5 separate regions of the Mus musculus genome follow, and regions 1, 2, 3 and 5 are each linked to region 4. Evidence: chromatin loops called from intact Hi-C (ENCODE). Cell type or tissue: left cerebral cortex. All regions are shown on one strand.

Region 1 (5,000 bases), 79 kb after region 4:
GCTTGAGTGACATTTGCAGCAGCTTTGGCTGGTTGTTGCTCTTTAGAAGGAGAACCGAAGGCCTTTTCCTCTCACCAGCTGCAGGGTAGCCGTGTGGACCTCACCACCCTTTCTCCTCCTCTTCATCTCTTTCAGCACAAGCCTTAGTGCCAACATTGAATTTCCTTGTGCCTGAATTCTCCTCAAACTGTACTTTTTTTTTTTTTGCCCCACTTGCTCTCTTTCATTGTGGACCTGCATAAAAATGTGTGCTAGTAATCATGTGACAGAGTCACTATTAGGCTGTCTTGAAATCTCTCTGCCAACAAAATGTTTCAAACTCTTCAGCCTTAAGACAAAGGCAAAAAGCGGCTACTTCTTTTCCCTCCCAAAGTATCTCAAGAATGGCTTTTAGCCCAGTTGTTAATGTTGTTCCCTTCCAAAACCCCTTGGGCAGGGCCTCCATAGTACACATTGCTCTAAGTGCTATTGTCTTCTAAGCTCCTACCAAGATGGCCTGTTAGGCCGTGCTGACAGTGTTCAGAGGTTTCCCTAGTCCAGAGTCCCAAAGTCTTCCATACTTCCCCCCTAAGTGCTAGAATTAAATGTGTGAGCTACGACATCTACCACTTCACCAGCACCATGCCGAGGGCCTGACTTCCAGCATATGACCTTTGGGCAAGTAACCACAGCCCTGACAGACTCCTCGAGGCGTAAACAGTCCTCTGTGCAAACAGAAGGCATTTTCGAAATGTCCTTCGTACTTCAGATTTAATATTCTACTATTGAGGGGAAGGTTCAGCAAAGATAAGAGACTCTGCATCCCTGTAACCCTACAGAGCTGGCCACAATGTTCCCTTTAATTTCTTAAAACCCATAATAAATACTGGCACACTACATACCAGCCTTCTAAATTAGCAGTATTCGGCGCTGCCCACTACACTGCCCCTGCTCTTCCTTCCGGCCCTTTCCCCGATCTGGGACCATGGAATCACTGAGAACTGGGGATTTGATTAGATAGATTCATCTGTGATGACTGACTGTTTGGCTGACCTGTCCAGTGACGTGTTTCTTGTTACTGCTATGAACACACAGTTATATGTCATTGCATGTGAGCACACGGTTGTATGTCATTGCAGGGAAAGCATTTATAGGTTGCTGCCTCAGACCACCCCTGAGAACGTGAGCAAAAACTTCAGCCAATATAGCATCGACCCTGTCACTAGGTATCCCAATATCAACATCAACTTCCTCAGGCCAAGCCAGGTAAGAGCCGTCTTGTGAGTTTTGTACACCGAGGCCCACGTTCAGGATGCTCGTAACTGGTCAGTAGATCAGATAGGAATGTGTATAAGTGTTTGTTATTCTACAGTATGTATTCCAGTAGGAATGAGTGTAGCTGTGTTTGCTGTTATACAGCACACACTAAGTAATCCATGTTGACGTCTCTGTGTTGTTAAAAGCAGGTATTATTTCCCATGAACACACTCATCACAGAGGGTCAGTCCGCCCTTCTTTTTCTTTATTGGTTGGTCATTTGTTTTGAGTTTGGGGTTAGGGTGGGGATGACTTGTGCTGTAACCCAGGCTCAGGTGGAACTTACTTACTCCAAAGCCCAGGCTGGCTCTGACGTGGGACTTATCCTCTTGAACCAGCTCTGAGTGCTGGTTGTGGGCCACCATGCTTGACTAAGCAGAGGGTTTTTTTTTAATGACGTGTAGAAGATCAGAAGTCACGAAGACAATAGACCTAGAACTTCACCCTTGCCTCTTGATTCAAGCCACGAGGTGAGAGGGAAAGGACGCCGGCTGGCTCAGTAGTTGGGAAGGGTGATGTCACTGTGGCATCACCACCCTTCACCTGGCACTCAGCCAGGCGGTTTGGCGTTCTCTGAACCTGTTTTTCACCTGAGAAGTGTAGGTGCTGACCCCTGCCCACCCACAGCATCACTGTTAGGCAAATGAGCTTTAAAGGCTCAGACACGCTCTGCCAGGAGAAGGCGTTAGCCTAGACCTTGCACCGTGTTATCCAGAGTCTGTTAAGCTGCCTTCTTGTCGAGAGTGGCGCACTTGAGAGCACAGCAGCCCGGAGCAGCAGACTCTTCAGGAAGCAGCCTGCTTCACACATTCATCTTTATTCCAGAGGCTTTCCTTCTTTGCCTTCTGCCCGGTGTCTCGGGCTTCTTGTATGTGTTTGCATAGTGCTGAACAATGTGAAGGTGGGCAGCCCCGGATCAGAGCCAGCTGGCTTACTCTCAGCACAGCCCGCCTACGGCCAGGTTCCATGAGCCTCCAGTAACTTCATTCCATTAAAGCTCTAAGGTGGTCAGATAGATTCTGCCAAAGCTTTACCATGGCGTACAGCTCTGCTTAGCCATGCAAGACCCTAACCTCAACCCAGGTCTACCAGAAAGTAAACATAATAGACTTTACCAGCTGGCCTCTGGTCATTCTCCTTTTAAGTGGGGAGTTGTTGTTCAGGGTTTGCGTTTCCGTCCCAACCTTTCAACTTTCTGCCAGGTGCGCCATTTATACGATAGCGGAGAAACAAAAGATATCCACCTGGAAATGGAGAACATGGTGAATCCCCGAACCACTCCCAAGCTGACTCGCAACGGTGAGTTCCATAATGGGCTAACCTGTTTGAAAGAAGTCTCCACTCATCCGTCGAGCGTTGCATGACCATAGTGCTATCAAAGGCCCAGGGCTGCCGCCAGTGATGTCACCCTCTGGGGTTATTAGATGGCTGCCAGGGTGTGTTTTGACTGTCGTGACTGGGGTAGGTTTGCTAGTAGCACCTAGTGGATAGGACTTGGGAACATTGCTTACGTGTTCTGGGATACACAGAACAGTCCTCAAACACAGAGAAAAGTGCTGTGGTCTCATGTAGTGTAAGAGTAGAGGTAAATTATTGTCGTATGAACTCTTGCTGGGGAGATAATAACAAATGAATGTCTGTTTGCCCCACATAGGGAACCAACAATAGACAAAAGTAGTGAGTCCACTCAAGGGCAGCTCTGTGCACCAGTGAGTTAATAAGCTTGCCTGCAGGAACACAGGTGACCTCCAGACATCCACATCACTGAAAGTCCCTCTCCCACAGAGACAATGCCTCTCCATAGCGGAGAGGTGGAGTCCTCCCTTCAGTTAACCGCCTGCCTTCTGTCTGTCTGCCTGGCACCTCCTAAGACTGTGCTCAGCCGAGGCAGAGTTTTGAAAAGGTGGGAGGGAGGTATCTCCCTCCTCTGAGGGAGCATCCACAGCTTAAGGGTTTCTTGGCATTAATGATGGCTGCTTTGATGACGATAGTAATGGCTGTCACGCGTGGAGGTCAGTGTCCCACGATGATCAATTACAGATCCTGGAGAGAGTGAGAGAGAACAGGTGACAAAGTGTCCCCAGTGCACACAAGCTCCTGGTCAGCCATACACACAACCACGTTTTGGAAGAGGCCTCGTAGAAATGTGGTCAGTAGCCATCTAGCTGGGTCCTGAGCCAGCAGCACCATGCCGGGGCCAACGTGAAGGCCATTCTGTATTTCGTGTGTATTGGAGGGTTGTTGGAGATTATCCATGGAGAGCGGCCTTGAGTACGACGGGTTGGGTGCATTAGGACAGACTGAGTAGGGAAATACACTTGGTGCAGGGAGGCTGTTTAGGAAACAGTTCCATAGTCTGTGTGTGAGAAAAGCCAGACTCTGGGGCTGATCACAGAAGAACCTGGACTTTGGGCCAGATACAAACAGCTCTCAGGCCTACCTGTGCCATGTGTAAATCGGGTGGCCGTGGGCATAGGACTTAGCGCCTCAGAACTTGAGGTTCCTTGCCTGTGATCTGGAAACAATCCTGCTCTCAGTTGTGGTCGGGAGGTCTCTGGCACATTGCTCACCACAGCGCTTGGCGCACAGTGGGTGGGAACAGCAACAGGTCTGCCGTTGTTGTTAATATTAAAAGTCTGAAGATACCACAGTGGATCGGCACGACAGTTAATTGTCCTGAGAGATACCAGGTAGGTGGTTGTGGTTTATTGGTTTATGCTGCGTCAGTCCAGACAAGAAGGTGGAGGAGGCCGGAGAGGTTTGAGGTCTCTCTTGAACGGTTTGATTTAATGTGGTCATGAGATGTGAAGGTAGAGGTGAAAACCTGCAGGCAATCAGAAACCTCTTCTTTCTCCTCTGGGGTGTCAACCCCTTGAGAACAGAGACGGCATCCCTCAACCATTCCTGTGTCCACCTGTGGTTCTGAGGTGGCCTGATGTGCATGGATAGGTATACAGACACGGGCAACGCCTAAGTAGATCCGTGTCAGAGCCAGGAGTTGTCTCAGTCTACGTGGTCACTGTGAAGGCCACTGTGCAAGGTGCACAGTCATTTTTGATCTGCTCGCAAGTCTCCAGGTGACTTAGTGTAAAGCTAAATATCCACTGCCTCAGGGGCCAGGAGCAGACATCTCAAACGCAGGTCAGTGCTCACAGGTTCTCTTAAGTGTGAGCAGAACTACTCATGATGAAGACACGTCAGCGAGGCAGAAAAACATGTGTGTCTTTGCCTTGTAGTGGTCTCCATATGTGGCTATTTATAACACAGGTTGCCAGCCAGGGCCCGGTTGTGGTCTGATTGGCCTTGCCCCGCAGTCTCTTCACTTGGCTCTCAGTCAAGACCTTAGCAAGCAAGACTAAGGTTTTGTTTGCTTGGGTTTAAGGTACTACAGGAGAAACCTTTTCTAATCTAATCTCCTGGGTGTTGCTAGGGAGGAACCAGCTTCCTCAGCCTGTTGCCAGGCAACTCTCCTGGGAGATCTTGACTCTGTTGCCAATGAGGTATCAACTCCGCAGGTGGCACTTTGCCATCCGCTTGTCTCCAGGAGTGCTGCTGGGACATGGCTTCAGAGTGGCAGGTCCTTGTCACCCTGCTCAGAGGTATCTGTCTGGGGCATTGACCCAGGAATCGGATAGGTGGTACCTAAAATTGTATCATCATGAAACTGTCATGATGCCGGTGACAGACATCAACTTGGGCTTTAC
Region 2 (5,000 bases), 96 kb after region 4:
CGTGCTAGCCTCTGTGACTGCCCAGTGCCTCCTCTTAATAAGGGCTCACAGCCGGGCGTGGCGCACAGCTTTAATCCCAGCACTCGGGAGGCAGAGGCAGGCGGATTTCTGAGTTCGAGGCCAGCCTGGTCTACAGAGTGAGTTCCAGGACAGTCAGGGTTACACAGAGAAACCCTGTCTCAAAAACAAACAAACAAACAAACAAACAAACAAAAAGGGCTCACAGTTTGAGCATTTGTTCTGCTCCTCAGTCACTCAGTCAGTCCCCACAGTAACTGTGGGGCAGGTCCCACCACCATCTCCAATTTGCACTCTGAGGTGTAGGGTGGAGAGGCCAAGGAGTTATGCAAGAGGACAGGTGAGCAATGTCCTGGAACCGAGCGGGAGCCAGAGGCTGGTGCTGGGCTCATGCTGCCTGTGGCAGTGTGGCATCGGCACTGGATGAGGTCAGACCCCAGACACTAGCATCCACTTCCCAAGGATGGACATCTCAAGTTACCTTGAGTGGACAGTGTGGTCCTCCTGTCCCCACAGTTGCCACCTCAGCTCACTGAGGCAGCCTTGTGCCTGTCCTAAGATTTCCCATGATCCTCTGCATTAACTGAGAGTGCCACCAGGCTCCACATACCTCTCCCCTCAGTAACCCGAGCCCCGCTCCCCTGTTCCTATTCAAGGCCTGCTCCCCACTCCAGAGTCTCCTCTGCGCTCTGTAAAGGTCCTTTGCTCATCCGGTGTCCTCTCCCCACCTTTCTTGCTGTGGAAAGCTTCCCTGCCAACCCTCCTCCCCTGAGCCTTTCACTGCACGCCTCCAATCTTATACCACTGTGCGAAACACACATCGTTCCACCTTTGTACTAACCACAGTGCTTGGCCTGTGTAGGGAGCCTCATTAGAGGCAGGTGGGCAGAAAATTGTCGCAGATCATGGAATTTGGTACCGGTGGGATTGTGGACAGCTGGTTAGGGAAGTCTCAGGCTGGGGGATATATATAAATGTGAACCCTGAATTCTTGCCTAAATCTCCCACTGTTACCGAGCTGGTCGGGATGGAGCTTAAGTTTTTATCTTGTTGCCAACAGATGTACAGGACTCTTCATGCTGACAGCCGTGGCAAGCAGGATCCCCACCTCAAGAGGGTAAAAGCATGAGCCTGTGGCACGGGGTGCTGAGAGCCCACCTTTGGGGCACGCTGTGTGGTGGGGCAGAGGGAAGGGAGCGTGGAGAAGAGCCCCTTCTCCTAGCTTTCTGCACACTTGTCACCCAGCCAAGAGCCAGAACTCTTTGCTAACAGCGTTGTCCCGCACGGTAGCATTCACGGCAGAGTGTCCATCTGCAAAGCATTCAGACTGGATGCTAACCCTGGTGCTTTCATTGTTGCAGTGGGCCGTAGAGACTTCCCATTTGTGTTCCTCTATCCCATGCCAAGACCTTATCACCTCTTCCCCTAGGGTAGCCAAAGGGCATTGGTCATCGGGGAGGAGTGGAAGAGCGGAGCCTCGGGACAGACAGGCAGTGGATGTGTCAGCCTCAGCTCCTGAAATAAAAGTACTAAGAAGAACTGAGGCTCTCGGGGGAAGAAGTCAGATAGGAAGATCAGGAAACGCAGCCCGAGGCAGGATGGGTACATAATGAAAAGCTATAGCTGATCTTTTCTAAAAAAAAAAACACAGGGATGTCTAAAATGAACTATCGTTCCATTTTTTTTTTCATTCAATGAATGTGGTGATGAAGCCCCTAGCCTACTTATTTTGTGAGGCTTTTTGCATTGTTCCCGTCCTTCCGGATCTGCACTGAGCTGATGTCTCGCAAGTTCTGGTGATTTCACAGCCGCCTCCCTCCTGCCTTTGCTCTCTGAGACCCGCACTGAGGACCAGGCAGCAAGCGGGGACACATCTCGAGACCACCAGGAAATAGGCAGCAGCACCATCTTCCCTTCCCTTGAAGGAAACTACCAGCAGGACGGGTTTAAGAGGGGAGGCTGGCCTCTGCCCCTCCCTGTCACCCGCTCTGCTGTACTGCCGCCTGGTGGGAAGTCGGTGTCCACAGCCTCTTCCTTCTTTCCAGGTCCTCCCATAGCAGAGAACAGGGTAGTGTCCTGTGTCCTGAAGCTTGCATACTTAATAAGGTTGATGGTTTTTAATAAGCAACATCTGAAAAGGGAGTGAGGAAGTTCATTGAGTGAAAGGAAGCTTGGCAGGAAACTGAGGTCCGGGACACCGGTGCCCAGCGGGGAGAGTAGGTCCCCAACAGGCACAGGATGTGCCTAAACAACACTGTCATGGGGGGACTTTTGTTTTTCCCGGACGTTGGTGTGTATAGATCCTCAGTGTGGGGCTCAGGCTAGATACCGGGGGCACCACTTCTGTTCTTTTCCAGGACTTCTCCCCGACTCCATAGCCCTGCCCATGCACACCCTCACTCTCTGTAGCTCTCCTTCACTCAGTCCCCGCACGCACTGTGACTGCTCCACATTCCAGGTGGTCAGTCGTCTCTATACTATACTCAGGGCCCAGAAGCTGTCAGACACTTGGGGCAGAGGATAGGGAAGGCTCAGATACCTGCCACGCTGCCTTATCACTGCTGTGACACTGAAATGTCAACTAAAGGGACGCAGTGGCTGTCCTTGGAGCTTGGGCAGCACCCCTATCCCTCCCACCTTGTAAAGATTGTATCCAGCATGTGGCGGGAAAACTTAAGGCTGTCTGTTATCTCATTCCCCTCTGGATCAGAGGTGCTGGCTCCCATAGCCAGCACTGAGGAAGATCCTACCCACTGTTGCTGCACCAGCTGAGGCCAGTGTCAGGAAGACAAGGGGCATTTATATCAGTCCCTGGACCGTGCCCTCCGTTTATCTGGCTCCTCTGCAAGCAGAACACCCATCCTGAACACCTAGTGCAGATAGAGCTTCCCAGAGCTCTAGCATTAGGTGGAGAAGGCCTTGGGCACTGTCCACAGGACAAGGGCACGCCCTGAACCCTGGCAGAGGACAGTGAGGGTCCCAACCCTGCCCTTCACTCTGTCAGGAGAGAACTAGCATGACTGGAGATGTCTCTGCCAAGGGAAAATCCCCGCGCAGGTCAGTGAGGGCTCTGTGAGAAGCTGGTGTTACCCACCTAGGGTGAACCCAGTAGGAACACCAAGCCAAGGTGCCCCGAGGCTTCACAGGTGCTCCCAGCTCCCGAGATGTGCTCCAGAGCCAGCATTGGGCAAGCGCGGGAAGCAGATGGGAGCTCTAGATGAAGCTCACTCGATTCTGGAAATAGGAAGACCTGCTTCTCTATTTACCATGTACATTCTACAGCTGAACAGTAAAGCCGTCTGAAACTCGGATTTCCTATCATGACTTCTAACATGTACTGTGCTCTTTTTCTCTGCCTTGTATTTTATAGCCAGAGCCTGAGCCTTCACGTCGATTTTTTGTTGACCAGTGGGAGCTCTCCCTTAGCCTCCGCTCCTCCACCCGCCCTGCCTCTCCCTCCTCTGACTCCCTCCGACAGGTAGCATGGCCTGGACTGAACAAAACCATGTTCTGCAGCCTCTGCTCGCTCCACTTTCTACAGGTGTCACCCACCTAAGGGAGCCTAGGTCTCTGCCTTTGCCTGGCTCCTCAGAAGCTCTGTGTGTGTGAGAGAGCTGCCACAGACACCCATGTTAAAGAGGCTGCCCGCTGCCTTTGAGTGTTTCACACGTCACAGCCTGTCAGAGCGAACCCGCTGTTAAGCTGTGCCCGATACTGATAGCATTTTTCAATCTTTGACCGAAGACTGCGTTTTCTTAATCACGTGCGTGCTACAGAATTTGAACCATGCCGTCACTAACTCTCCTAGTAAAATAGTGAGCACACAGCACTCCTGGTGTTTCTTGTAATCCTGTGTGGAATGAACCCTGCTTTATCCCGGGTGGCTCCGATCCAGTTCCGAGGAGTTTGTTAGGGATCGGAGAGTCAGCTGCCTTTGCCTCTGCTTCGTATTCTTAGGCAGTGTGTATATGTGTAGAAGCACTCGCATGCGTGTGGCGTACAGTGGGGTGAGCCCAGCGATTCCTACACTTTGACCCTTCTGGGAGTGGGAAGAAGAAAGCCAGCTGCTTTTCATGCCAGAAACAAACAGAACTTGACTCCATCCCTCTTGGAGTGGGGGGTGGGGTGCTTGTCCAAGTTGCTACATCACAAGAACTGAATGACAAATGCCCCTGCGCATGCAGTCCCAGGCCATGGCTCCTGAGATAGTCCCTGGTTACGAGAGAAGGATCCTGATGCACACAGTGGGGCAAGGGCTGCCGTGTGCTGGGCACTTTGTCATCTGCTCCACAGAGTGAAGAAAAGGTGACTTTCAGATCCTATGAGGGCATCTCTCACAGGAGAGCTTGGGTCTCATTTCTGCTCTCCTCTTTCCTGTGCCTGCCTGTCCCAGGCGTATGCGTCTCAAAGGCCCTGTTACTAATGGACATGATATGTGGGGTTAATGGCAGGTGAGGCCAGCCAATCCTAGGGCATCTCTTTTTTTTTTTAAGATTTATTTATTGTTATATGTAAGTATACTGTAGCTGTCTTCAGACACCCCAGAAGAGGTCATCAGATCTCATTATGGGTGGTTATGAGCCACCATGTGGTTGCTGGGATTTGAACTCAGGACCTTCGGGAGAGCAGTCAGTGCTCTTAACCGCTGAGCCATATCTCCAGGCCCCCCTAGGGCATCTCTTTAGTTGAGCTGGAAAATGGTATTGATTGCTCAGTTCCCAGCCAGGCCTTAGCTGAGCCTAGAGAGACATGTTCTCAAGGGTGAGCGTTCCCAGACTTACAGAGTTGGCCCCACAAAAGCTGGGCATGCTGCAGTTTGGACCAGCTGCCCATTTACACGTGGCATTACAGGTTTGTCCCTTGAAGCCACTTACTAGGGGTTGATGTCATCTCTGGGATAACTGTACCTGCTGTAATTCTGCATTAGTGACAACCTCTCCCACGTGGCTGAGAGCCTCCCTAACTTCCTACCATGAGAGGTG
Region 3 (5,000 bases), 140 kb after region 4:
TCTCAACATTATCTTCCAAGCTCCTACACAACATCTGACAGAGCTTTTAACAATGGATGGATCTTCAAGCCCAAAGTTCCAAAGTCCTTCCACAGTCCTCCCCAAAACATGGTCAGGTTGTCACAGGAATACCCCACTCTGCTGGTACCAATTTGTCTTAGTCAGGGTTTCTATTCCTGCACAAACATCATGACCAAGAAGCAAGTTGGGGAGGAAAGGGTTTATTCGGCTTACACTTCCATGCTGCTGTTCATCACCGAAGGAAGTCAGGACTGGAACTCAAGCAGGTCAGGGAGCAGGAGCTGATGCAGAGGCCATGGAGGGATGTTCTTTACTGGCTTGCCTCCCCTGACTTGCTCAGCCTGCTCTCTTATAGAACCCAAGACTACCAGCCCAGAGATGGTCCCACCCACAAGGGGCCTTTCCCCCTTGATCACTAATTGAGAAAATGCCTGACAGTTGTATCTCATGGAGGCATTTCCTCAACTGAAGCTCCTTTCTCTGTGATAACCCCAGCTGTGTCAAGTTGACACAGAACTAGCCAATACAGGTACTTTCTCTAGCTCCTCCTTTGGGGTCCCAGTGTTCCATCCTATAGATGACTGTGAGCATCCACTTCTGTATTTGCCAGGCACTGGCATAGCCTTACAAGAGACAGCTAACCTAGGGTCTGCATAGGTATTGTACATGTGTGTCTGTCTTTCTGTCCCATTAGTGGGTTCCTTCTTGTCCCTTCCCTGGCTGGGGAAGGGCAGCCTGACCTCCCTCTCCCTTGCTTTGTTTGGGATCTGCTACCTGCGACCGACCGTGGCTCTGAACCTTACTGCTATCATTCCTTCACTCAAGCTGGGTGCTTTCTTTCTCTCAGCAGTTCTGAGTCGGAGATGGAGGAGGAGGAAGAGGAAGATGACGAAGATGATCATCTCCCCACCTCTGACCTGGGCGGGGTTCCCTGGAAGGAGGCAGTCAGGATCCATGCCCTTCTGAAGGGAAGGAGTGAAGAGGAGCTGGAAGCCTCCAAGAACTTCGAGCCCGAGGAAGAAGAAGAGGAGGAGGAATACGAAGAAGAGGATGAAGAGTATGAGGAGGAGGAAGAGGAGGAATCCAGTGAAGGTCAGAACCATCTCCTCTGGTCCCGACCCGTCGTACCTCCCCTCCCCCCTTCAGCTCTTGCCAGCGTGAATATAAGGTCTCACAGACACTAGAGTCTGCATGCTGCCCTCAAGACCTGAGGTTTTCTGGCCCTCGTTCACCCCGACCTTAGGTAGAACAGAGGCAGATGCAGTGATGGCAAGCTGAACCAAAAATGTCCCTTGTGTACATTGGGTCTTTTTTTTTTAATTTTTATTAATTTTTTTAACTTACTCACTTTACATCCTGCTTACTGCTCTCCTCCTGGTCACCGCCTTCCACACACACACACACACACACACACACACACACACACACTGGTATTTTTAACCTGGAAGTGGAAGGCGGGGCTCATCTGAGGACTCTGTCCAAATTAAGTTCCTTTTACTTTTTCATTTTATCCTTTTCCCCTTCAGCTTCTGATAGAACTTTACTCTAGTAAAGACAGAGGAGGTTGGCTCCTTCCAGGAGTCTCCCTGGTGCACGGTGGCAGGAGGCTGCCATCTTAAGTGCTCACTAGACCAGCACCAGCCACAACTGTCAGTAACATTTGGGGCCTGAAGAACGCTCATTGAGTTTCCAGCCATTCTGGCCACTTGTAAACCTCCTCTTGCCTTGGGCAAGCGTCTGACTGAGACCTGAAGACATGAGGAACTTGGCTGTGTAAGAATATCACTCTTTCCCTGGCTGCAGAGGGCCCATGGGTAGGAAGGAGGGAGCCAGGGCTGGTAGAGATCCGGCTCCCCGAGGAGAGCCATGGCCACTTCCAAGGGACATGGAGCCAAAGGGGGTACACACCCTTGTTCTTGCAGCCCCACATCAGAGTTCCGGGTTAAATTCCAGACAGCACGGGCACAGAGAACTAGCTCACTGTGGCAGCATTGCTTGTCCCTGGGCTCTGTGGATTTGCTGCCATGGACTGTCCCAGTCTGCTCAGGGTCAGAACCCTTTGTGGTGTTGACAGCCTCCCCAGAGTGCATCCTCTCTCACCCTCCTGCTCTGACTCCTCCGAAGGCCAAAGTGGACTCTAGGCAGACTCACTGAGTTTCATGAGACAGGAAGAGGGAACGTGCTGGAAAGGCTGGCGTTGGCCAGAGCATGGTTTGTCTGTTGTGTCCCGTCTGCAGAACCATGCTGGCTTAGAGTTCCCATGTGTTCACACTCACCAGGGCGAGTCCGTCCCCTTCATAGCTCCCTCGGGGAAACATAGTTTGTCTGTTCCACGTGATGGTACTTAGCCGCTTTTAGCCCTAACACAACCCTGGGAGAGTCTGCCCACCTTCCCTTCTTGAAGACTTCACTTGCCAATCTGGGAATTTCCCCACACACTCAGCCAAGTCCTAGATGTTCCCTTGTCCCCAGCCTGCAGCACATATTTGGGGCTGCAGACCTGGATGCCTGTGTGGACGAGTGGCAGGACACACTTGCATGCAGCCGGGATAACTTTGCTCTTTCTTTTCTTTCTTCCCTCCGTTCCCTTCTCTACCTGTCCCTCTGTGGGATTCTTGGTGCTGTCTGTGGGTGTCTGGCTCCCCCTGCTGTAGAAGGGGAGTACTGCCCCTGGGACAGAGAACTCCTACAAGGCCAGTGGCTCCAGCATCTCTCAAAGGAAGAAGAAATGGGTACATGTGAAGGTACCCGCTTTGCCTCCTGCCCATCTCCACCCCGGCTCCCCAGCAGCCACCTAAAATATGCCTCCAAGAGCAGGCCCCACGTGGAAGGTCTTTTTCGTAAAGCTGTTCTCAAAGGCTCTGGGCATACCTGGGCACGTGTCCCTGACCCGGCCTCCCTAGACAAAGCACAGACTAGCATGTGAGTTAGCAGATCCCCAGAAGACAGAGAACAAGGTTTTTAGAATGTGACCACACCTGTGTCCCTGTAGCTTTCGCTCTGAGTTCCCTTTATCCAGTTAAACCTCACTGCCTAGCTACAGCTCTTCAGTCTCACCCCAGGGTCTCTGTGCTGCCAATGGTTCCCATTCACACCACACACACACATATACACACCATGTACATACACAGCACACATACAACACACATACACAACCACACAACACACACATATAGCACACATACCCACCCACACCACATACATACACAGCACACACACAACACACACATGACACACATACACATAACACACACACAACATAAACACATAGCATATGTACACATACACAGCACACACATATATACTACACACACACACCACATACATACACAGCACACATACAACATAAACACACACCACACATACATACACCACACAGAGAGACACACACCACACATACATACTACACATACACACTTCACACCATATACACACCACAGATACACACACCCCACAAGTCTGCAAGTGTTGGCAAAAGGCAGAGCTGTGCTCAGAGAAAAGACGGAACTCTTCCTTCTGTGGCTTAGAAGCCAAAGAAAGGAACAGCCTTTCTCTCTGAGCCTCACCCTCCGGGCTCCTGACACATCTGAGCTGTCAGTCCGTTTGCTGTTATTCAGCCCTGGACAGCACAATCTGGGCAGTCTGTCTTTGAGGATGGACTGTGAATCCATATTGATCAGTAAGAGAGTCTGTGGGGCCGCCGCTCCACATCATGGAACAGGTTAACCTCCACATCAGAGAATTCACTTTGCTTTTGTGCCAGCCACGCCATGCCACATCTTCATTAGGTTAAGTCATAGAGCTGCCCTGGTAGTGACAGGTGAGTCTAGTTAAGGGCGTCAAGGGGAGGACAGACAGACACTCCCAGATGGGAGCTGGCTTCAGCCTGAAGCCACAGAGTCCTTCAGGTCAGTGGCACCTGCTCTTACTGCCGAAATAGCTGCCCTTTCTTCCTCAGTGCCCACACCCACGCTCCGTAGTCACTGGCTGTCCCGCTATCTTAACCCTACTGTGTGGCATGACCCAAGCAAGCACTAATGAGAGGGTCCTTCGGGGCAGGGGCTGCATGTGACTTCCACCTGCTCTGGCAGCAAGGGTGAATGCAGGGGGCGCTGCTGGGATTTTCTATAGCTGAGAGGCAGATCTCATGCCCGGAGGGGTCAGAAGGGCTTCAGATGCAGCCTGCAAGGAAGGAAGGGCTTGACCCACATTAGGGAAGAAGCTTTGGCCTCACTCCTGCCTGAATACTGGAGTTCCAGACCTCACAGGACAGATCTCTGCTTCGTCTTCTAGCTGCTGTCCTCACCCTCCACGCTGACCACGTTCCCTGTGTCGGAACCCCCGCCACCATGCCAGCATGCAGCATGAGCTCTCTGGCCAAAGGGCTTTCCCTCCCCAGCAGCGGCTTTACTGCAGAGGGTAAAAATGAAAGTTCCGGCAGAGCACACATCTGTCCTGGTTAGTTGGCTGGCTCCCTGCAGAGCCGTGCACCATCCGAGCCTACCTGTGACTGACAGGAAGGGTGTTCTCGGGAGCTCGTGCTGTGCTAGGTAACAGCCATATCCTGGGCCCTGGAGTGATGGTCCTATAAGGTGAGGGTCGTCCACCCTGTTCCGCCCTGGGCAGTGTGGGCCTCAGATCCATGAGGGAAAGGAAAAATTCCTTCTGCATTTGGAGGAGTGTGGATTTCATTGTACTAAGAAATGTTTATGCAAAGCTCAAAATTACTAAATCAAACCTAATCAACAGAAGGTGTGTGTACATGCATGTGTGTGCGGGTGTGCATCTGTGTGGGTATGCATGTGTGTATGTGTGCGTGTGTGCTTGCGTGTGTGTGCAAACATGCATGTTCTCAATTTTTACCTCTTTCTTATTCACACTGGTCCTGGCAAACGCTGTAACTCTTTCGTTTCCTGTGCTGTCTCCTCCCTCTTTCCCTTGACTGTTCGCTGTTCCTTCCTGTCCTCCCTCTATCCTCC
Region 4 (5,000 bases):
TGGGGGCAGAAAACACGGAAAATTAGGGTCACAGGGACACAAGGTAGAAATGGGAGTTCTTAGATGTCAGTAGCTACAATTAGTCCATTCCAGGGGCTACCTAGCAGATTCGGACTTTCTCCGTGTCTTTGGACAATAGTTGGAAGATGGGTTGTCTGGCTGCAAGAGAAACTCTCAGGAAAAGCATCCTGGCTATCTTACAGTTTGGAAGCTGAGGAGTGCAGGCTGAAAACTTCTGAAATAAAGCAGAGGGCCTGTGAATTTGATCCCCAGAACCCACGGCAGGAGAGAACTGATTCTTAAAAGCTGTCCTCTGACCTTCACACGCGCCCTCCAGAGCCACAGGACACTTTATGCAAACCGAGTGGAATTGGTCTGAACCAGTCGAGCTTCCTGGAGTAAAGTGGGGGGGGGGGGGGGAGGATCTTTAGGGATGTTTGTAGGTCTTCAGCTAGACATGGAGGGTGACTGAAACAAAACAAAACAAAACAGAAAACAAGGGGACCCTTGCATAATTGAGTAGTGTGCTGTACAGACTTCGGCCAGGAACAAACTATTCAGCTGGTGGGATTTGTGGCTGAAGATCGGAATCCTGCACAGTCCAGCAGGCCAGTGAAGAAGAATCAACTAAAACTTCATTAAACTCTAGGAGCGCTAGACTCTAATCTATCTATCTATCTATCTATCTATCTATCTATCTATCTATCTATCTATCTATCTATCCCCTGGTAGGAAAAATGCTCCTTAACGTATGAAAAGACCTTGAAAGAATAGTCAATCTGTCTCCCTGTAATGTTTGTACAGAAGTGGTGTTAGAAAGTCTACCCACTTTCAACCACACTTCTTTAAGATGCCCGGAATTGAAGAGATTAATAATCTCTTGAAAGAGATGAGGAAATAAGAGAAAGGCTTCCTAGAGGTCAAGTGTGATCTAACAGTCTCATCTGATTGAAAAAGGAAACTGAGGTAGGGAGTTGGAGTTATCCACTCAAAGTCAAATAGATTCAATATAGATTCAATTCTCTGAAGTTTTCTATAGCTATTACTCCGAAAATCGGAGACTTCCCCTCTTTGTCTCATCTGGATGAGATCAGGAAGAAAATTCTAGCTTTGTTTTTGTGGCAGCTTCTGAGGGCAACAAACAAGTCCCCTTTAAGGGCGTCCTCCCATCCCCAGTCTGGCCGGCTTTGATATGCCCCTGGTGTTATCCCGTTGGCTCTTTTGTGTAGCTTCTCGCCCCTTCCAAGATTCCCAGCCAATCACCTCGTTCCTCTCCTACTCCGTTGGGCTTTCAGGAATGTACCATATGGTCCATGCCGAAGGGGGTAGAGAGCAAGGAGGAGGGACTGGCAGCTATGCATTTCTTTACCTGCTTGTGATCCGTGAGACTTCTTCAGGACCGACCCTGGAGGTGACAACCGGGCCTCTGAGTATGAGGAGCAGGAGTGAGCTGCGGGAGCACTGAGCACCCGCACCCCCGTTGGGGTCGGTGGTCCAGCCTGAAGGGCCGCAGCCCCCGCCCTCCCATGTGCTGGCCCCGCCCCGGCGGCGCCGCTCCTGCCGCCGCTACTGCTGCTGCTGCCGCGCCGGACGCTGCGGGCTAGCGCGCGGGGGCTGCGGCTGCGTGTCCCGGCGCGCGGCTGGGTGGCCTCGCCGGCCACGAGGACACAGCAGCATGAAGCAGAGGTGAGCGCCGTGCTCCTGGGGAGCAACCACAATCCCGCCCACGCTGCGCCTCGGTGTGCCGGTCGGCGGCTGGCCCACGGGCGGCTTTGGCGCGGGTGGCCGCGGCGCCCCGATGCGTGGCTGGACACGTCCCGCCCGGGCAGCCCCGGGATCCCAACCCGCCCGGTGCCTTGTGCCTCCCTCTGGCGGACGCGTGCGTCCGGAGCGCTGGCGGAGCTGCGGCTCAGGCGAGGAAGCCCCTCTGCGCTTCCCGCTCTGCCGGGCCCGTGTCCGGGTCCCTGACCTCCAGAAATCGGGTGCTAGGTCAGGTCGCGCCCTGGGAGGACATAAGAGAGCCATCTCGCTAGTAGGAATGGGACTGAGTGACTTGGGCTGGGTGTGCCCAAGGAGGCTTTGTAGGGTAGAAGACCCAGCCTGGGGAGTGGGACTGTGCTCCGCGATGTCCCTAGTCTGGAGAGCCCAGCAGGCGCAGTGTGTAGGTTGCTGAGGACGTTTATGGCAGGTGGCCATGAGAGAGAACTCTTGACATTTCCGTCTGGTGGTAGACTGAGTGGGCTACAGGCAGCCACCGAGGCCTCTTATCTCGTCGCTGTTCCCCTCCTTAACTGCCTTAGAAAGTGACAACACTGTTGGAGGTCCCCATTGGCACACTAGACATCACTAGCTTAAGAATAACCTTGGAGAGAGCCCTACCCAGATATGGGCTTGTCTGGTGTTTTCAGACAGCCGGTGTGATGGCCGATTGCAGGTTTCTGGCGTCTCTACTTGGCAGGCTTCGTATCATCAAGCTCTTTCACAATTGTTGCTGGGAAGAAGGGGGTCCTTTAGGAGCCTCAGCGCAGTTGGGATCGTGGGTCAGCCTTGTATCTTGGCTGATTCCCCTCACACCCCCCGAGTCAGAAGACAGAAAGTTATTTCCAAGAATGCACACCACATCCGTATTGCTTTGATTTTGGTGCTTAACTCAGGCATTAATTATGACTTGTGTGAAACGGATGAATGCAGCGCAGTGGAGATCATTATAGATAGTGGGTTTTTGTTGTTGTTTTGTTTTGCTTTGTTTATTTAAAGCGTGCAGTGGATGGTTGGAGAGAGTAGCGTTTAGATACCAGGACATCCGTGTGTGTTTGACACAGTCGTTTAGGTTGATGGTGAGAGAGTGAGATTTTATGATGAGAAAGGCATCTTACAGATTGTTGTTGCCGGCAGGAGTTAAGTTCACTATGACCGGGCCACAAAGGATGCTGTTCTTCACTTCTGTGAGCGCATCTCCCAAGGGCCTTGAAGAGGATATCATAAATTCCGTATTTGATTGCCACATGCACTCGAGTCAGTTATTCTAGCCTTCCAGTGAGCATTTCTTATGCTCGAGGTTGTAAAAGTCTAGCCTGCCTTTTAGTGGTATACTAATAGCACGTGTTGATTTCAGAATTATACCTAAGACAGTTTGGTTGGTTCTGCAAAGAATCGTTTATAACTTGGACCCAGTTCCTCAGCTAGAGTGCTAACTTTTGAAAAGTCTAAAACTTGACTGCTAACTGGTTGGGGCTTTCACCCTACCAGGGCATTTGTATTGTGTGGTTTGTAGGTGTGGGAGAGAAAATGGGCTTTGGAAATAATGTAGGAAAAGTGCTTTGCACAGTGCTTCCCACATAGTAGGTCTTAAGTAAAAAAAAAAAAAAATCTATCTATCTATCTATATCTTTCCTCTTTGATTGGAAGAACTGGGTGGGGGATGGAGTTGGGCCTCTTGCACCCCCCAGCCCCCCAACTAGGAAATCAGTCCTCCCCTTCCCACTTTTAGCTTTCTAGACTAAAGTAAGAGGCTATAAGTGAAACACTTCTGGACTGGGAAGAATTAATCAAGAAAAATCGAGGTTTTCCAGCTGTCTCATGCATTTTCTTGTTTTTGGTTTGGTTTGGTTTTTTTTTTTTTAAGACAAGTTTTCTTTGTGTAGCCCTTCTTGTCCTAGAACCCATTTTGTAGATCAAGCTGGCCTCGAACTCAAGGAGATCCACTCACCTCTGCCTCCCGAGTGCTGGAATTAAAGGCTTGTGCCACCACTGACTGGCTTGTTTTCCTTAGAGACAGGGTTTCTTTATGTGTATTCCAGTCTGGCCTGAACTTGCTAAGTAACCCAGGCTGGCTCCTTTTTTTTTTTTTTGGACATAGGGTCTTGTATATTTTGGACCTTGGACTCCCTATTATAGCCAAGGATGGCCAACCTGATCATGCTTTGTGGCAGGCGAGCTCCTGATCCTCCTGCGTCTACTTCATGACTGCAGAGATGGCAGGTGTGACCAGTCTACCCAGCAGTATGTTGCATTTTACATATTCATTTTTACTTAAAGGTATGTATGTGTGTCTGTGTGTGTCCACATGTGTGTGCAGGTGCCCTTGGGAGCCAGAAGGGGTCATTAGACCCCTGGAGCTGGAGCTACAGGTGGTTGTGAGCTGTCTGACATGGGTGCTGGGAGTTGAACATCAGGCTCCTGGAAGAACAGTCAGTGCTCTTAGCTGCTGAGCCATATCTCCAGATCTAGGGTTGCACTGTGAAAGAGAGGATGGCACCTGTACTAGAAGAGATCCTGTCGCCTGCTCACCTTGTTCCACTCGGTAGGAGAGTTGACCCTTTCTTTGATCTGTTGATTACTCTTGGAGGTGAGGATTGTACTCCGCGGATTGACATGTCCAAGTGGAGCTAGAATCCTGACTTAATTTTTCCAGGCATTGACATCTGAGAAGAGGCCAGAATGGCAGAAGCTGGACCAGCAGGCAGGAGTAGCCAGCAGGCAGGAGTAGCCGCTTAGCTTTCGTGGACTCTGCTCTGGGCTCGGCAAGGAGCCACCGTTTGCCTCCTCCCTTCTTGCAGCTGGTCCTATGAGCAGATTAAAAGGCTATCAGAGCTAATGTACTTGGAAAAATAAGAACCATCATTGGTTTGTTTACGCTGCGTGATATTGGGCGTGACATTTTTACAGAAGCAGGCTCTGGATTCAGTTACTGCTGTTTCTTTGAGGAGGTGAACTTCCTTTTCTTCACTGATTGATTCTCTTTGGAGGCAGGTGCCTGGGCCTCTCTCAGCTGGGCCAGCGCTCACCACTGAGCCACGCCCCCAAATTCGTGACATTGATTCTCAGCGCCTGGGCTAGGTGCACATCATCTGTTTCCTCCTCATAGGTGTGTTTAACTTATTCTAGGTATTAACCCTGTTTCATACATGACACACTAGGGCATGGTGAGTTCCCAGGGCAAGGACGTGGCAGAAAGCCCTCGGCTGAAAGCAAGTAAGACCTAGGGTCTTATTCTGGGG
Region 5 (5,000 bases), 69 kb after region 4:
TCAGGACAGTGAACTCGCCAGCCATCCCCACAAGTGAGTGCTCATGGTTTTAATCTCTCGACTTGCTCTAGTTTCCTAGTGGCCTCCATCAGAAAACTGGGACTCACTGTTGGCTGACGTGTAGGAGACCCTTGTGGAACAGCCAGAACGACTTCCCTGCCCAGTATTGCGTGCCTTTCTTGCCTAGCTGAAAGCCACAGCAGGCCGTGAATTGCCCACTGTAACTCTGTGATCATGTCACCCACTAGACTGTCAGCTCCCCGACACCCGGATGGTGCCTGGAGTGTTTGAGTGCACACCTGTCAGGGATGTGACTGTCACCGCTCTATGGGCAGGAGCGTGTCTCGTGGGAAATGAACAGAGATGTTGACAGTTTCCTTTTCTTCCGTGTTTTCTCTTAGATTAAGGTGACAGTGCCAGGTGGATCAGCACCATTCCACCGCCCCTCCGTGGAGCTGTGCCAAGAGTAGGGGAACATGGAGGAGAGGAAGCAGGAGACAACGAACCAAGCTCACGTCCTCTTTGACCGCTTTGTCCAGGCCACCACCTGCAAGGGGACCCTCAGGGCCTTCCAAGAGCTCTGTGACCACCTGGAGCTGAAGCCCAAGGACTACCGGTCCTTCTACCACAAGCTCAAGTCCAAGCTCAACTACTGGAAGGCCAAAGCCCTCTGGGCCAAATTGGACAAGCGGGGCAGTCACAAAGACTACAAAAAGGGCAAAGCCTGCACCAACACAAAGGTAGGGATTCTGGGAGGAGAGCCAGGCTCAGCTGGGCTGAAGGGGTTCCTTCCACCCACCAGACTCCTTTCTGAGCGTATTTCACGTAGTCAGTTATTGAATGTTCAACATTTGAGGGTAGGTGGGTAATAACTTTTTATTTTTTTGACGCCTTGCCCTAGCTTCACACTGGTAGGAGAAGGCAGGTTGCTTAGCAGGGACAGAGCCAGGCCTCTATGAGCATCTGTGATTTAATGGTTCCTGGCCTGTCATCTTTTCCATGTCATTGTTCCGTATTCAGCACCTGGTAAGGCTCTGTCACGAGGCCTGCTGTAATTCACAGACAAGGACCCTGGGAACTGAAGTATTTCTAGCTGCCTTCCTAGCGTGGAAAAAGCTAGTTTCCATGAAATAGCTTTGGACTGAGTCCTGAGAGATGCACTCACCTGAGTTGGGGTAGGAGTGAGGAAGTGAAGGAGAGAGAGGCGTGTCCTGCCGCCTTCTCTGAGGAAATCCTTTTGGGAGAAGTTTGGGGAAAGTTAGTAAACAAATTTCCAGAGACTTCAGGGTTGTTATTTTGGCTTTTCACGAGTTTTAGTTTACCCTGTGGGGCGCCCAGAGAGCCATCCTATAGAGCAATGTAAAGATCTGAAGGCCTGGTATCACGAACGACTACACTTTAACTTAAAATAAAATAAGGGGAGCTCGGAGGTAGACCACTTGCTTCACAGGCCCCGGGTCCCCAGCTTCAGCACTCCCCCTCCCCAAAATCACACATGCACAGCACTCTACATGTATTTTAAAACAAGATAGAACACAGCTCCACTGTCAGAGGCTCCTCTGATGCCTCCGACCTCTGCTGAAGGAGTTAAACAGATGGTGTACATACATATGCTCAGGCTTACACACATTAGATAGATAGATACATAGACAGGGATGGATAGATAGATAGATAGATAGATAGATAGATAGATAGATAGATAGATAGAATCTTTGAAAGACAAAAAAAATCTTTCCTGTACATGAACTTTTGAGTCTTGAAAGTTGCCTCCTGGGCATCATTTCCGTGGTAGCCCCAGGCTTGATTGCCTGGCTGAGGCTACTAATCTACCCTTTGGCAGCAACCTTAGAGACTTCCTAAGGGTCCCTGTCTTGATAAAAGATGAGATGTGATTTTCATGCTGTTGGTTTAGATGATGCCCCATTTAAGTTTTGCCGATCTACGGGTTCTCTAAGCTGCTTGAGGTAGACATGCCAGGGGTTCAGTCTTCCCAGCCCACCAAGCATGAGCTCGTCCTTCAAGCCTCTGCAAGGACTCAGTGGTCCGAGTCAGGCTTCCAGCGTCTTGGTCCTGGAGTTTGGACATAGGGGTGAATGTGGGACTTGAGAGGCGTGGCCTTGGCCCTGAGAGCACCTGTATCTTTCAGTGTCTCATCATTGGAGCTGGCCCCTGTGGGCTGCGCACAGCCATCGACTTGTCCTTGTTGGGAGCCAAGGTGGTTGTTATTGAAAAGCGAGATGCCTTCTCCCGCAACAATGTCTTACATCTCTGGCCCTTCACCATACACGATCTCCGAGGCCTGGGTGCCAAGAAATTCTACGGCAAGTTCTGTGCCGGAGCCATCGACCATATCAGTGAGTAACACTGGCTCTTCTTGCTTTCCTTCTTCGGTGGGTTAAGTGAGGACTTCCTCCTCACCCAGCATTTGCACCCGCCACCCTGGTCTATAACCTGCCTTCTTAACCAAGTGGGGCTCTTGTACAAAAGGAGTTAAAGTTTGCTTTAAAGATCCTTAATTGGGGGCCAGGTTTGGTGGTGCGCACTTTTAATCCCAGCACTCAGACAGATTGTGAGTTCAAGACCAGCCTGTTCTACAGAGAGAATTCTAGGACAGCCAGTACTACAACAGAGAAACCATGTCTCCACAAATTTTTGGTTGGGTCTTGGACTCTTCCTGAGTACCCATGGTATATGCAGTTCAGTTGAAGGGAAGGGTGGGCATTGAGAATAAGGTAGACAGGTTGGATTTGAACCCTCTGGTGGTTCTTAGTTCAGTGGGAGAAGTGCATAGCTTTGATGCTGCACTGTGATCCTGCACGCCCTCTACAGGGCCATGGGGACAGACCTGGGGAACCATACACACGCAAGTTAGAGTAGAGGCTTGGACACATATATCAGGTCCACTGTGAGAGCGTCTGTGTTAGGTGATGAGTGAACTCAGGGCCTTGTGTTTGTCTAAGATGGTCCTGTTTTCATGACTGTAAATGCTCAAACTGAAACCAGTTTGGAACAGCATCTATCTCACCAAGCTAGAGAAATCTTTTTCCTGTCATTAATTAGTCGGGGAAATGTTAGTAAGGAGCAGTTGTGCTGAGCCCCTCCATATGTGACCTGGAAAGACACTCAGCCATTAGACCTTTTTTTGCTGTTTGAAATGGTTATACCAATTTATTCAACACTAGCTGGCGGCTGCCACATTCCACTGGCAAGAGGAAGTGCTCAGCCCATCTGCCAGGCTGTAATTTGTAAAGCATCTCAGAGCCCACAGTTGTCTACAAAAATAACGTGTGTGCTAGCTCGCCTCTCAGCGCGTCTTTGGGGGTGTGACTCAGAAGGGCGAGGATATGGTCAGCTGAGGAGAGGAACAATCAGGATGACTTAGCAGGGGATTTGCGAGTCCTCTAGCTCGTTAGTCACAGGCTGCAGGTAAATTTGGCCTTAAGAGAGGACCAAGGGTTGACTGATTGGATTTGTGATCCTCATCTGTGGCCAGATTTATTTTAGGACAGACAGTATCTTAGATCAAGGACAGGATTTCTGTCTCTGTTACCTGGTGTTGGTTCCAGATCTGATGGGGACCCTTTAGACATCATACATGTTTATTACTGTGATGATGAGCAGGATTGTCAGTCCTTTTGGACCTCAGTTTGCACAACCGTAAGTCACTGGTGGTGGGGATAGGATGGGGTTGTGATTTCTTTTGTAGGTAGGAATTTTCTGGTAGGAATGTGTGAGGTCAGCAGGGGTTCAGGGTAGAAGGCAGATGCAATGGCATCTTAACCCATGGGCACACCTCTCCTGTGGCTGACTCTGATAACAGTGGCTCTCCCTGGACCCAGGAAATAGAAGAGTGATTCTCCTTGGCCACTGTTCTATGATGTCTCGGTAGTCATGTCAGACCGTTCGGAACACCCAGCTCCCGAAGCGGGGTGGCCTAGTTTATCCAGAATGTTTCTTTCACTGTTTGATGTTTCCTTTACGATGCGGAGAAAGAAATGAGAGCTCGTGAAGCACATCTCTGCTGTGATAACCTTTGGGAACCTGAGCTAAGATGGATGGGCCTGAGGGTATGCGCCATGGGGCTCTCGCCTCCCCATTCCCTTGCCCTGTCAAGATGTCTGTGTTCTTCTAGGTATCCGTCAGCTCCAGCTAATCCTCTTGAAGGTAGCCTTGATCTTGGGCATTGAGATCCATGTCAATGTGGAATTCCAAGGACTTGTTCAGCCTCCCGAGGACCAAGAGAATGAACGTGAGTCCCACTGGTCAGAGGAGGAAGGCATGAGGGCACTTAGTGGGTGAGCACAGCTGAGATCATGGGAGAAGCCAGAACAACTTTCAGGCAGTTTCAGCCGTGACTAAAGGGGCTTTGTTCATGCAGCCTGGGCTTTTCTGGACTTTCGCGTTACCTAAGAGGCCTTTGGCACAATAGTAGGTGTGGCGAACATTCATATTATAAAATTTTTGAAGGTAAAGAAAATCTTTGTGAGCTCTCATCAAGGTTTCCTGCCTGAGGCCACCCCTTGTTGTATTTCATGTGGTTCTGTGGATTGGGATTTGGTGTGATCTTTGTGTGGGCCTATGACTTAGTCTGTGTTTCCACCTTCGTTTTGCTTTTGGCCCTCAGGGATAGGATGGCGAGCATTGGTGCACCCCAAAACTCATCCTGTATCAGAATATGAATTTGAAGTTATCATCGGTGGAGATGGGCGTAGGAACACCTTGGAAGGTACTGGCCTTCGCCTATGCTCCTTTGCCTGGCTTTTCATAGATTGGAGGCTGGCCTGTCCCCGAGACCACACCCCTGAGAGATTGCAAGTGTGTTGTCCAGTCAGTGCCTGCAAGGGTCTTTCTCACAGGACACTAGGACATGAACTGTGCTCAAAGATATTCATACCACAGCTTTTAGTCCATGCACAGATGAGACGGGCACACCGTGCCCCTTCACATTAAGGGTAACCTTTAGTACTGAGTAACGATCCGGTTGTTTGGATCTCAAGTTG

Evidence for each region. A loop is a pair of places that touch in the nucleus more often than their neighbours do. Peaks named below come from ENCODE experiments on the same cell type or tissue, not always from the same donor. Only the 100,000 strongest peaks of a DNase experiment are listed, where the experiment ranks them.
Region 1: it touches region 4 in a loop (2.0-fold over the local background); 13 of 42 quality-filtered maps call a loop at or near these places.
Region 2: a loop joins it to region 4, with 2.1 times the contacts of the local background. A loop is called at or near these places in 12 of 42 quality-filtered maps.
Region 3: a loop joins it to region 4, with 2.1 times the contacts of the local background. A loop is called at or near these places in 4 of 42 quality-filtered maps.
Region 5: it touches region 4 in a loop (2.5-fold over the local background); 8 of 42 quality-filtered maps call a loop at or near these places.

What each region holds. Positions count from the first base shown.
Region 1 is chr6:121,027,242-121,032,241 of GRCm38, reverse strand. It overlaps Mical3 (microtubule associated monooxygenase, calponin and LIM domain containing 3), which reads left to right. Exons shown (of 32, transcript NM_001270475.1): 10 at 1,119-1,245; 11 at 2,499-2,595. Among named protein-coding and RNA genes, the nearest start is that of Gm4651, 35 kb to the left of the region's middle. In left cerebral cortex, a CTCF peak has its summit at 2,022 (motif pointing right); DNase peaks (open chromatin) are centred at 2,173 and 4,771; H3K27ac peaks cover 1,567 bases.
Region 2 is chr6:121,010,963-121,015,962 of GRCm38, reverse strand. The region is part of intron 16 of Mical3 (microtubule associated monooxygenase, calponin and LIM domain containing 3); the gene reads left to right. Among named protein-coding and RNA genes, the nearest start is that of Gm4651, 51 kb to the left of the region's middle. In left cerebral cortex, a CTCF peak has its summit at 2,035 (motif pointing left); DNase peaks (open chromatin) are centred at 777 and 1,934.
Region 3 is chr6:120,969,516-120,974,515 of GRCm38, reverse strand. It overlaps Mical3 (microtubule associated monooxygenase, calponin and LIM domain containing 3), which reads left to right. Exons shown (of 32, transcript NM_001270475.1): 21 at 869-1,113. The region is part of intron 1 of Gm43915 (predicted gene, 43915); the gene reads right to left. Among named protein-coding and RNA genes, the nearest start is that of Gm43915, 13 kb to the right of the region's middle. In left cerebral cortex, a CTCF peak has its summit at 2,678 (motif pointing left); a DNase peak (open chromatin) is centred at 2,665.
Region 4 is chr6:121,106,703-121,111,702 of GRCm38, reverse strand. All of the region lies in intron 1 of Mical3 (microtubule associated monooxygenase, calponin and LIM domain containing 3), which reads left to right. Among named protein-coding and RNA genes, the nearest start is that of Mical3, 22 kb to the left of the region's middle. In left cerebral cortex, a CTCF peak has its summit at 1,888 (motif pointing left); DNase peaks (open chromatin) are centred at 1,244 and 2,249; H3K4me3 peaks cover 2,466 bases; H3K27ac peaks cover 2,146 bases.
Region 5 is chr6:121,037,736-121,042,735 of GRCm38, reverse strand. It overlaps Mical3 (microtubule associated monooxygenase, calponin and LIM domain containing 3), which reads left to right. Exons shown (of 32, transcript NM_001270475.1): 2 at 402-740; 3 at 2,147-2,354; 4 at 4,133-4,249; 5 at 4,625-4,726. The coding sequence starts at 477. Among named protein-coding and RNA genes, the nearest start is that of Gm4651, 24 kb to the left of the region's middle. In left cerebral cortex, a CTCF peak has its summit at 2,807; DNase peaks (open chromatin) are centred at 3,266 and 3,857; H3K27ac peaks cover 2,530 bases.